2 separate regions of the Homo sapiens genome follow, and region 1 is linked to region 2. Evidence: chromatin contacts called from ENCODE Hi-C or POLR2A ChIA-PET data. All regions are on one chromosome and are shown on one strand. The core of a region is the stretch at or near the end of the contact, and the rest is flanking DNA. Distances in the headings are between cores, read along the strand shown.

Region 1 (2,810 bases), core at 226-2,725, 110 kb after region 2:
CTTTAGGTCAAATGAGCCTGTTGTGTCTCATTTTCTATGGTGGTTTAATAAGCACCTATTCTACCCTAAAAAATAGGGAAGTAGACACTACAGAACAACCTTACAGACATGTTAGTGAACTATTCAGTAAAGTTACTGCTGTGTTGGTAGGAAATATTTAAGCAGTTGAAAGTAAGCCTGACAATATAATCTTATTCTATAATTGCTGTATATAAGAGAGTCTGCTCATACTTATAATTAGCAGAGTCAAATACTTTTGTTAAAGAAGACCTAGAAATACTTAAGGTGCTCTGAAGTCCTAGCAGACAGTGTACACATACAAATTAACACATTTTCCTAGGTTCTATTTTTTCTTATAAACTACATGTCTGATCATGTGGGGTTTTTGTTTGTTTGTTTGTTTGTTTTTTGAGATGGAGTCTCGCTCTGCCGCCCAGGCTGGAGTGTAGTGGTGCAATCTTGGCCCACTGCAACCTACCCCTCCTGGGTTCAAACGATTCTTGTGCCTCAGCCTCCCAAGTAGCTGGGATTATATGCCTGTGCCACCATGACAGGCTAATTTTTATATTTTTAGTACAGATGGGATTTCACCATGTTGGCCAGGCTGGTCTCGAACTCCTGACCTCAGGTGATCTGCCTGCCTCGGCCTCCCAAAGTGCTGGGATTATAGGTGTGAGCCACCACACCCGACACATGTGGTACATTTTGTATCACAATTCATTTCGCACACACGCATGTATGTAAAAGAAAAGTTACTCAAGATATACCTATGTCTAATTTCAATATCAGTCAGGGGTCCATAGGAGATAGAAACCCCAGAAGTTAATTTTAGGAGTGACTGTAATATAAAGAATCATTAACCAGAGGGAACCATCAAGCCTGTGTTGCTCAAAGTAAATTGATCTACTGTTTACTACCAGTCTGCAATGAGATAAGAAGCTTGCACCTGAATGTAAAGCAGCTCCTCCTGATTTTTGAAAAAGTCTATCTATGAAGAAAAGTTAGCTGAAAACAGTGTGCTTAGTGATCCAGTTAATTTACCTCGAGTGTAAGCTCCTTATGTTGTTGTGGACTTGTAACAGACATTTCAAGGACTGGGCCTCACCCATTAGCACCCCACTGAGGTATAGTGGAGGTAGTAATAGCAGGAAGGCACTGCCACTGTGAGGACAAGGGGATTACAGAACATAGAGGCTCAAAGGAAGAGCCATGGAGCCAGAGAAGACTTCTGACAAGGGGACACTGACCAGCTGGTGTCCCTGAGGGAGCATGAGGGGCTTGGCTCTGGGAATGTGGAAAAACTACAAATTGGAACCAGCTGCTGCTGCTGGAATGAACTGCTACTGCTGGAGTGAAGATGCACTGCTGGGTGGGTGTGGAGGCAGGGGATGAACGTGATGACAAGAACTAGAAGCAAAACAGAAAGGAGCAAGTCCCATCTTCCTCTTGCAGCCTTCCAGCCTTCCTCAAGTGCTTCTAAGAAGCTAAACTTGGCAAGGCACCAGCTCCTTAAAGCCAGCAGAAGTGCGGCTTGCACAGTCTCTGCTCTGAGACCGGCAGCAGTATCTCAATAACTAGCCCAATTGTCTCATATTGCTGCATTCTGAAATGTACTCTGATAAATCTTATTATAACCTATTTTATTACATTTTTAAAACATGAAGGTTGCCCCATTACATTGACTTCATGACTAACTGCTGGGTGAAAACTTGTGGTTGAGAGTGCCCCGTCAGACTGAGTCCTTTGCCCACTCCCTTAGACTTTCTGAATCCAACCTTAACTAAGGTGCAGCCTTTCATTCTTCATGCGGTGTTCTCAAATTCAACACACAAAGCCACGAAGTGTTCCCTGGTTTCATACTTTGAGATGTTCTCTTTTGTTTATTGCTTAGTTCGGAATCTTTCTGAAATGGGAACAAGATTGTAATTTTTTTTGCCTATTTTGAGACTGAAAATAGAATTTGTCTAGCCATTAGAATATGAGTCCATTTAAGATTTTGTTCTCTGTGTCATTTTAAAAATCTTAAAATTGCTTGGACTATGTTGCTGTTTAAGGAGGCTTTAAATTTGGTTTTAATGAAAATGACCCCCATGAAATACTTCTATAAGAAGTGCACATGATATATAATACTAACATTGGGAAGGGACCCTAAAGATCACCTATCCCAAATTTCCCATTTCAGAAAACAAAAACCAATTTCAGAAAGATGAATTGACTTGCCCGAAGCAAAACTGGAAGCCTGTTTTGCTGTCTTTGGACTGTCTAGGTTAAAAACAATAACAACAACAACAACTTAGATAAGTTTTAAAAAGCTAGCAGTTTAAGTAACTTTTTATTAGTAAATTTACCTTACTAATGAAAACTAAAAGTCACATCAGTATAGAATGATAAGTTGGAAGTCAAGATTGAGATTTCAGTCTTGACCCTGCTCATTATACTTAATGGAACCTTTGCTCTCTGAAAGCTCATTTTTCTCATCTGTAAGATGGGAAAAGAGAGGTGGTCTCTGCTGGGAATTATTTGTGTAAGTCCATTGTCATCCCTTCACATAAAAAATACTGTTCTGTTGCTGCCTCCTACTCCGTAAGACCCGTTGTCCTGGCTGTGCTTCGATGCTTACAAATAGGTAAACATCTGCAACAAAAAGATCTTGAATAACGAAAGGAAATTCTTCAGTGCTGCTGCTTATTGCATCTTCCTTTCCCTCTTCTACCTACATCTACCCTCTTGCATATGTTCTGATTCTCCTCGTCCCTTTCATTTACCCTACCTCATTTTCCTTCTGTGTTGGCTTGTGGCTGGCATTCTAT
Region 2 (2,700 bases), core at 156-2,655:
CTGAGAGTCTGCATTTTTAATATATCTACCAGAAAATACCAATGCTTATGGTTCTTGGGTCACAATTCTTGTAATGGGGTAAATAATCCCTTGTCAGTGATGACGAGGCTTGAGGAAATTTAAACATTCAATGGGCTTTTGGGCCAGAGGGTATTCAAAGTCCTATACAACGGCCCGAGCCCCTGTGAAATGATTTTATTTTGGTAAGTCCCTAATGGGGACAAAGAAAAACTTGACTTTTGCCTTTCAAAAAAATTTTTATGGTAAAATGCCCTTTTCTTACAATTATCACACCATCATTACTAGCATTTTATGACCCTTCTCTGCAGGTCTTTAAATAAGAACTCATTTAAGTCACTCTATGAGCTGTTGCCCCTTAGGAAAATGCCTCATTGATTGAGTCTACCACTGAGCTTTAAATGGAAATGACCTTCATTTTAAAAATTTAATTGAGCTTTGATATTTACTTGCACATTTGGTTATTTCTCATAAATGCTCCTATCAAAGAATTTTGAGAGTTTAATACCATTATGTCCACTCAGTGTGCTTTCTAATGATGCCCCTAGGGTTGTGGCTATTTAAGGATTACAATAAATCAAGAGAATACTAATCTCTTAAAAAATAATGTGGATCTGTATCCATTGTTTGGGTAATGCAAATTTGCATTAAGAAAACAAAATGTCCCCCAAGAGGATATGCATGTTTCCTTATTAAGAGCCAAGTGAATATTTCATTCTGTTTTCTCCTATTTGCTCCTTATGAGTAAGCTGTGTTTTGCCTTTGTTAGCTTCAAAGTTTGCTCTCTAAGGCCTCTTATTTGAGCTTCTCTTTGATTTTAATCCTGTGAGTTTCCATTGCTGTTTAGGTTTTCTGGCATTGAGGGGATATTCTCCTAGAAGCACAAGCAGTTCATAGACCAACTGGAAGTACACGATGAAGAGCTCAAAAAAGAAAAGCTGGTTATTAATAGCTCTTTAACTTATTGATATGTTATTTTTCTCATACAAAGAGAAGAAAACCAGCATTTGCCTGTATATGTGCCAGGCACTTCACACCAGTGTATCATTTAATTCTTTAAACAGCCATATGGTCCAGGTGATATAACTGTATTACAGAAAAACTGACTCAGGGAGGTAAACTAACTTAATATCTCACAGCTAGTAAGTGATCAAATCAGGATTTGAACCTATGACAGCTTGCCTTTAAAGCTGTTTAGCTGCTTTTTATACAATGAGGCTTCTTAATACAAACAGTAAATTGTTTGGAATGCAGATGTTTCCACACCCTGTGCGAGTGGCCTGACAGCAGAAGGTTTTGAATGAGAGAGGGAGAAAATAAATGTCCTGGTCAGTTAGTATCTCTTTAGTTTCTTATCCAGCAGCCTTCAACAAATTCTGTATTAGCCTGTGCTATAAAAAGCAAGTGAAGATAGATGCCCAGTTGGCAGGAGCATCCCCAGATTGAAGCGTTTGAACACGTGAAGAACACTCTGTGCTGGTTATTAAGCCATTATCTCTTGGCTCCAAATCCACCCTTCATATTTTGTTTGTGACACTGGGGCTGAGGCTCTAAAACCATGTTTCTCCTTTGCCGGCTTCTTCCCTATAGTTTCTGTCAACAGAAGGTTCTAGAGGGAGGCTGCTTGGCTGGAAGAGGAAGACTGGACATGCTTATCCTGTTTGCCTCCTTTCCTGAAAGTATCCCCTTAGCATCAGTGGATTTTTCTTCTTTATTTAAAAACAGACTTTATTTTTAAGAGCAGTTTTAGGTTCACATCAAGATTGAATTAGAAAGTACAGAGATTTCCCATATCCCTGTCCCTACACATGCGTAGACTCCTTTGTTATTAACATCTGCCAGCAGAGAGTACATTTGTTGCAGTCGATTAACCTATGTCATATTATTATCACCCAAAGTCCATGGTTTACTTTAGGGTTCCTTCTTGGTGTTGTACATTCTGTGGGTTTATGCAGATTTATAATGCCATGTGTCCTAGTCCATTTTATGCTGCTGTAATAAAATACCTGACACTGGGTAGTTTGCAAAGAATTAAATTTATTTCTCACAGTTCTAGAGGCTGGGAAGTTTAAGATCAGGCAGTGGCGGGTGTGGTGGCTAGTAAGGGCCAAGTCTCTGCTTCCAAGATGGCACCTTGAAGGCTGCATCCTCTGGAGTGGAGGAATGCCGTTCTTCCCATGGCAGAAGAACAGAAGAGCAAGAGGGAGTGAACTCATTTCCTTGAGGGCCCCCCCGCCATCCATTTTTTTGGATTTAGAGTTTGGCGCTATTGCCCAGGCTAGACTTAAGTAGTAGTATCTCAGCTCACTGTACCCTCCACCTCCCAGGCTCAAGCAATCTTCCCACCTCAACCTCCCAAGTAGCTGGGACTACAGGTGTGCACCACCACACCAGGCTAATTTTTGCATTTTTTGTAGAGATGGGATTTTGCCATGTTGCCCAGCCTGGTCTCAAACTCCTGAGCTTGAGTGATCTGCCCACCTAGACCTTCCAAAAATGCTGGGATTGCAGGTGTGAGCCATCATGCCCAGCCTCCATGAGCCCTTTTTACATGACATTAACCCATTCATGAAGGTAGTGCCCTCATGACCTAAACACCTCCCATTAGTCCCCACCTTCCAACACTGTTCCATTGGGGATTGTGTTTTCAATATGTTAATTTTGAGGGACACATTCAAACCA

Evidence for each region. Hi-C counts contacts between places; a loop is a spot of excess contacts on that map. ChIA-PET counts read pairs that join two places held with the same protein, here RNA polymerase II (POLR2A). Pooled maps may share reads with other maps.
Region 1: a map of heart right ventricle shows a loop between it and region 2 (5-fold over the local background). The contact joins two enhancer-like sites. A Hi-C loop is called at or near these places in 20 of 168 maps with a recorded cell type or tissue (Right ventricle myocardium inferior, ascending aorta, astrocyte of the cerebellum and 7 more), 3 of 37 single-sample maps with no recorded cell type and 19 of 50 pooled maps. POLR2A ChIA-PET finds 5 or more read pairs at or near these places in 1 of 52 experiments (Panc1).

What each region holds. Positions count from the first base shown.
Region 1 is chr2:168,634,021-168,636,830 of GRCh38, forward strand. All of the region lies in intron 4 of CERS6 (ceramide synthase 6), which reads left to right. Among named protein-coding and RNA genes, the nearest start is that of MIR4774, 52 kb to the left of the region's middle. RefSeq lists an enhancer at 1,396-1,525. Within about 2 kb of position 1,476, at least 13 of the 41 ENCODE cell types and tissues checked have a DNase peak (open chromatin) inside an H3K27ac peak, as active enhancers do; they include heart right ventricle, where a contact is called at or near this core.
Region 2 is chr2:168,525,471-168,528,170 of GRCh38, forward strand. All of the region lies in intron 1 of CERS6 (ceramide synthase 6), which reads left to right. Among named protein-coding and RNA genes, the nearest start is that of MIR4774, 56 kb to the right of the region's middle. Within about 2 kb of position 1,406, at least 10 of the 41 ENCODE cell types and tissues checked have a DNase peak (open chromatin) inside an H3K27ac peak, as active enhancers do; they include heart right ventricle, where a contact is called at or near this core.